Regions from separate parts of the Homo sapiens genome. Here region 1 is linked to region 2. Evidence: read pairs that join two places in POLR2A ChIA-PET (ENCODE). Cell type or tissue: HepG2. All regions are shown on one strand. Each heading gives the region's core, and the rest is flanking DNA. Links, peaks and the distances in the headings are about the cores only. Region 1 has its middle 43 kb from the start of NEB. Region 2 overlaps CACNB4 (calcium voltage-gated channel auxiliary subunit beta 4).

Region 1 (2,920 bases), core at 214-2,713, 200 kb after region 2:
TTCCTGTGTTAGTTTGCTGAGAATGATGGTTTACAGCTTCATCCATGTCCCTGCAAAGGACATGAACTCATCCTTTTTTATGGCTGCATAGTATTCCATGGTGTATATGTGCCACATTTTCTTTATCCACTCTATCATTGATGGGCATTTGGGTTGGTTCCAAGTCTTTGCTATTGTGGATAGTGCCGCAATAAACATACGTGTGCATGTCTTTATAGTAGAATGATTTATAATCCACTGGGTTGGGTATATACCCAGTAATCGGATTGCTGAGTCAAGTGGCATTTCTAGTTCTAGATCCTTGAAGAATCACCACACTGTCTTCCACAATGGTTGAATTATTTTACACTCCCACCAACAGTGTAAAAGTGTTCCTGTTTCTCCGCATTCTCTCCAGCATCTGTTGTTTCCTGACTTTTTAATGATCGCCATTCTAACTGGCATGAGATAGTATCTCACTGTGGTTTTGATTTGCATTTCTCTAATAACCAGTGATGATGAGCTTTTTTTCATATGTTTGTTGGCTGCATAAATGTCTTCTTTTGAGAAGTGTCTATTTCCTTTGCCCACTTTTTGATGGGGTTGTTTTTTTCTTGTAAATTTGTTTAAGTTCTTTGTAGATTCTGGATATTAGCCCTTTGTCAGATGGATAGGTTGCAAAAGTTTTCTCCCATTCTGTAGGTTGCCTATTCACTCTAATGAACTCTCTCTTTTTTTTTTTTTTTTTTGAGACAGTCTCACTCTTTCACCCAGGCTGGAGTGCAGTGGTAAACTCTTTCTCTATTGCAATTCCCCTGCCTTGATAAATTGGCTCTATCTGGGAAGCCGGCAAGAACCCACAGGGTGTTTACATTACTATCTGTCTTCATGAAGGCAAAGGCTTTGATTTTCTTCATAAGCCCCATCATGCAGCTAGCACTTGGCTTAGTGACTAAACCCTCATAGGCACTCAACAGACATTTGAATAAACATGTCCTGGGCAGTGCTGTCCAATAGAAGTAAGATGTGTGCCACATATGTAATTTTAAATTGTTGAGTAGTTACATTCAAACGTAATAAGAAACAATAAAGTTAATTTTACTAATACATTTTAATTACCCAATATATCTAACATGTTACCACTGCAACATGTAATCAGTATAAAAATTATTGAGATATTTTACTTTTTTTGTGTTAAGTCTTCAAAATCCATCGTGTATTTTACATTCAGAGCACATCTCAATTTGTATTAGGTGCCTTGCAAGTGCTCCATAGCCTAAAGTAGCTAATGACTCCTGTACTGGACAGGGCAGGTCTGGAGCCTCCTAGTGTTCAATATATGCCAGTTGATAGATAATAGCACAATGCAAAGAATTGGAGAAAGAAAGTTTTATTCTGAAAGCTGCCGTACCCACTGGTTGATACGGTGACTATGAGACTTCATTCACCTGTTAACATCTGGAACAGCAGAAAGACCTAAAGTGCCCATGATGAATGAGTAAGGACACTGGACCAGGAGTGAGGTGAATATGCAAAAGCCTGTGTCTCCCAGAGCCCCAAAGAGACAGGAGAGCAGAGGACACCCAAAGAGCAACAGGCTTGTTGCACCAGTGGGAAGACACAGCAGGCAGCAGGCTTTGCTGAGGAGTCTGCCAACAGAGCATCTCAAAGTGCAAACCAGGCTGGGCACAGTGGCTCACTCTTGTAATCCCAGCACTTTGGGAGGCTGAGGTGGAAGGAGCACTTGAGCTCAGGAGTTCAAGACCAGCCCGGGCAACAAAGTGAAAAATCTTGTTGCTACAAAAAAATTTTAAAATTAGCCAGGTATGGTGGTATGTGTCTGTAGTCCCAGCTACTTGGGAGGCTGAGGTGGGAGGATCACTTGAGCCCAGGAGGTCAAGGCTACACTGAGCCATGATTGTGTCACTGCACTCCAGTCTGGCTGACAGAGCAAGACCCAGACACCAAAACATACCAAGGACTAAACTCTGACCATTTTTCTCTCTTGTCTAAATCCCTACCTAAGGGGTCAGAGAAGTCACACAGTACAAACAGAAAGTCTCAGAAGATGGATTTTATTTAACCCTATGTAACATGGATTACTTTCCAACTTGACTCTCATAACATCACATGACAGATGAAGAGGGAAACCAAAATGTTTTACCCCAAAAATATGTTTCATCACCATATTTAGAAATAGCTCTGTAAAGCTGTTTTTTTGGGGGGGAAATTTGCCTCTGTAAAGAATCTCCATTAACATAACTAGGTCTTTCCTCTACCAGGTCCTCCCAGTCTTGAAGAGATTAACTGAGAGTCTCGCACCTCTTAAAGGATTGAATAGGAAACATTTGCCATCTATGGTCTGAAAGGCCTGCCACCTATAGACTACTGGAAACTGCCTGCTTCACTGCATAGTAAGAACCTTGGAGCCACAACCCCTTATCTTAACCCAGACACTCCTTTCTATTGATCCCAGGTTTTTAGATAATAACTTAACTCTCAGCCAATCAGAAAATCTTTGAATCCACCTGTGACCTGTAAGTCCCCACCCTTCAAATTGTCCTGCCTTTTGGGACTTAACCAATGTATACCTCACATGTATTGATTGATGTCTTTTGTCTCCCTAAGACATATAAAACCAAGCTGCAACCCAACCACCTTGGGCACATGTTCTCAGGACCTCTTGAGACAGTGCTGTGGGCCATGGTCACTCATATTTGGCTCAAAATAAAACTCTTCAAATATTTTACAGACTTTGGCTCTTTTCACTGACAGTACTGTTCTGGGATTTGTCGTGGCAGGGTATGTGTCTTAGTCCATTTTTTACTGCTGTAACATTCTAACACAGACTGGGTAATTTACAAACAATAAAGATTTATTTCTCACAGTTCTGGAGGCTGGGAAGTCCAAGACCAAGGTGCTGGCAGGTTCAGTGTCTGGT
Region 2 (2,920 bases), core at 192-2,691:
CACAGACCTGGAAGAACTATGCTCTGCTCAGCTGTTGTAGCTGTTGTGTTATTATTTTGACTCAGGTTTGTTCCTTTAAGAGTTACGCTTTTCAGAGATACTGGCTGGAAGGACAGGCCTCCTTTCCTAGATCCAGGGCCAGCCAGTTACTCTTGTGCTGAGCTCCCATGAACTGCAGCCAGTGCCTTCCAGCTGACAAAGCAGCTTCTCAATGGTAAGTGTTTATGTTGCACTTTAGATTTGCAGAGTTCTTTCCCTAAGTTATTTCTTACCTCATTTTGGCGGGTGAAGAAACCAGAGCCCATCAAGATGGTGACTGACTGGTCCAGAGTCATCTGACCAATTAGTGGCAAAGCTGATACAGGGGACTTAGAGCCTCTGAGTTTCTGGGTCATTACTTACCCAGTCAGTCATGCAGCTTCTCTAAAATATGTTCTGTGCTCCTCACCAGCTTCTTTGTCCTCCTGAATTTAGCTGGCTACTTTTAGAGTGGGCCATAAAGCTCTCCTGTTTCAAAGCTGCAGCTTTTTTTTTTTTTTTTTTTGGTTGACCAGAAAGTTCTAAGTACCTAGAGAAACTCATCCCAGGCTGCTGCAATGTGGGACCTGTCCTAGGTCACCTGAGTTGCGGTGTGGAGCAGCAGGTGGAGGGAGTCTGACGTTTCTATTTGGGTTTTGGGGAAAAGACCAATGCCACTTCAGGATTATTAAAGATTTGTGCATGGGAAGGGGATGAAGAATTTACGTGAAGACATTGGCTGTTGCTTAAAGTTGATTTAAAAACATTCAACTAAAGAGCATTAAACATTTCACATCTAAAAGTTGAGAAGTTTTTGGCTTCCTTTTCAAACTTCACCAGTTGGGACACAGAGCTCTTTTCTTGCCAGTGAGGCAGAGAGACTTCAACGAGAATATTGAAAACTTTTACTATAGAAATTCCCACAAGAAATCTTACCATCTGTTTATTCTAGTCATTTTTTTCTTCACATTGGGTGTAAAGATTTTTTTTATGACTCATTGCCCTTTTGACTTAAATGCATCTGTTAAGTACAGATGTTGGATGAGATTAGTATCTGTTTACCTGTCTTTACATGATATTCTCTGAAAATAAAATCTTTCCTTTGCTCCCTTCTCCAATTGTGAATTTAATTAAGAAGATGAGCAGTTGTGTTTGGAGTATTCAATAGTTTGCCTTTCCAAACATTCCACGCAGCCTTTTGGATATTGATAAGTGTTTATTGTAGAACTAACAATACAGGCGAAACAGGAAGCAGCTCTTTGCTGGGTAGGATGCTCCGAGGCGCCCTCCACTCTCCGAGGGAACGCTCTTCAGCTGACTGAAGCAGGGAAGCCGAGCCAATCAGAGGCCGCTTTCCTAGCTCAGTCACCAGTCTGTGGTTGAGGAAGGGTTTTGCTTTTTGTGCTCTGTATTGGGAAGGCAGATAAAATGCCAGGTCTGGACTGCCTCTGGGGATAACCTCACCCTGTGGGATGTGAATGAATAGCATCTTGCCTGGTAAATCCACAGGAATTGATAAGGCAGGCGCAGTTCTCCCAAACAGGCCTTTTCTCTTTAAGCTGTAGCTGTGGTTTCTGCAGCAATTTTGTTTTTGCCTTGAAAGAGGTGCTCTGGATTATCACACCTCCATGTATGACAATTTGTACCTGCATGGAATTGAAGACTCGGAGGCTGTAAGTATTTTCATAGATAGCTAATTCCCTCTCCCCTCCTCTTCCTCCTCCCACTATCCCCTCCACCCCCCCGCTTCTTATTTCTTAGGCAACGCAGGGAACATGGAGCAGAAAGCTAACATCATTCTGGGGCTTGCTGGCTGCTGTGTAAATGTTCTCTGTGTAGTTTATAGGTAACTAAAATTATTTATTGTCAAGCAAAAAAGAAATTAGGGTGATGGCAAAGCATTCAAGAGTGTAGGCTGTTTGAATTTATACATTACCGGGTCCACGTTTGATCTCACCAGGGGTAACTGCTCCTTGCAGACTGGTTTAAACTATGCAGAAAGTGCCTATGTTTTCCAATAGCAGGGTTCATAGAAAAGCCTCATTCATTATATAATACACATTGTTTGTTGAGCTAGCATGAATGGAAGTTCCTAAGCTGTGGCTGTATTATTATGTGCTTTCTGGCCAAACAAGCAGTGCAGATATACTGCTTCTTTGTTAAGGAAATCAGATGCTAGGCTTGTGGCCATACAGCAATCCAGTGCAGAGGCAGTGGGCAGTGTTCCTATACTCTACCTTGGAAGAGCGAAGCAGACTCACGTGTGTTTTGGGTTAGAGAACTGGACTCCTTCTCCCCCCTAGGTCAGGCTCATGCAATCTGTTAAAATCAGGGTGAAATAATTTCCTGAAATCCCTGAAATCATACCATAGAGTGCTAGCTTTTAAATATAAGGTAAAGCTGATAATTGAATCTTTCTTTTGACTCTTGCTGGTGGTAGTTCCTATTTTTTTCATCAATACACAGAAACCTCGCAAGGTAGAATGGCTGGGGGTGGTTAATGGGAAGTGCTGTGGGGAGTCTGAATTTTATGTGAGTGCAGTGCCAATACATGTTGCTACATTTGAAACAGGAGTGTGTTATATAAGATTCTCTGGCTAAACCACCAAATAAACAGGTTATAACAAAAAAAAAACAAAAAACAAAAAAAAACCCTGTGGTATACGTCAATGCAGACGTATATGTCTAATGATGTGCTATCCATGAAAGATAGAAATCCTCAGTTCTGTTAAGGCATTCCATTTTTCCTTCCTGTCTGTGTGTTTTCTCTAACTCTAACTCTGTTTCCGCAAAGTCTCTCTGCGTGTTGCCCAACGTGCTCATAAATGATCAGACTGTCAGTGTATTGTAAGGGACTGTAGTCTGAAACATTGGTGGCTGAAATCAAGAAGGTCCACACTTG

Evidence for each region. Peaks named below come from ENCODE experiments on the same cell type or tissue, not always from the same donor. Only the 100,000 strongest peaks of a DNase experiment are listed, where the experiment ranks them.
Region 1: POLR2A ChIA-PET joins it to region 2 with 6 read pairs; 1 of 35 experiments calls an interaction of 5 or more read pairs at or near these places.

Annotation. Positions count from the first base shown.
Region 1 is chr2:151,776,069-151,778,988 of GRCh38, reverse strand. No RefSeq gene overlaps it. Among named protein-coding and RNA genes, the nearest start is that of NEB, 43 kb to the right of the region's middle. In HepG2, for the core only: a CTCF peak has its summit at 1,301 (motif pointing left); a DNase peak (open chromatin) is centred at 1,288.
Region 2 is chr2:151,972,440-151,975,359 of GRCh38, reverse strand. All of the region lies in intron 2 of CACNB4 (calcium voltage-gated channel auxiliary subunit beta 4), which reads left to right. Among named protein-coding and RNA genes, the nearest start is that of CACNB4, 130 kb to the left of the region's middle. In HepG2, for the core only: no CTCF peak of the experiment used is centred there; DNase peaks (open chromatin) are centred at 1,359 and 2,149; H3K4me3 peaks cover 1,985 bases.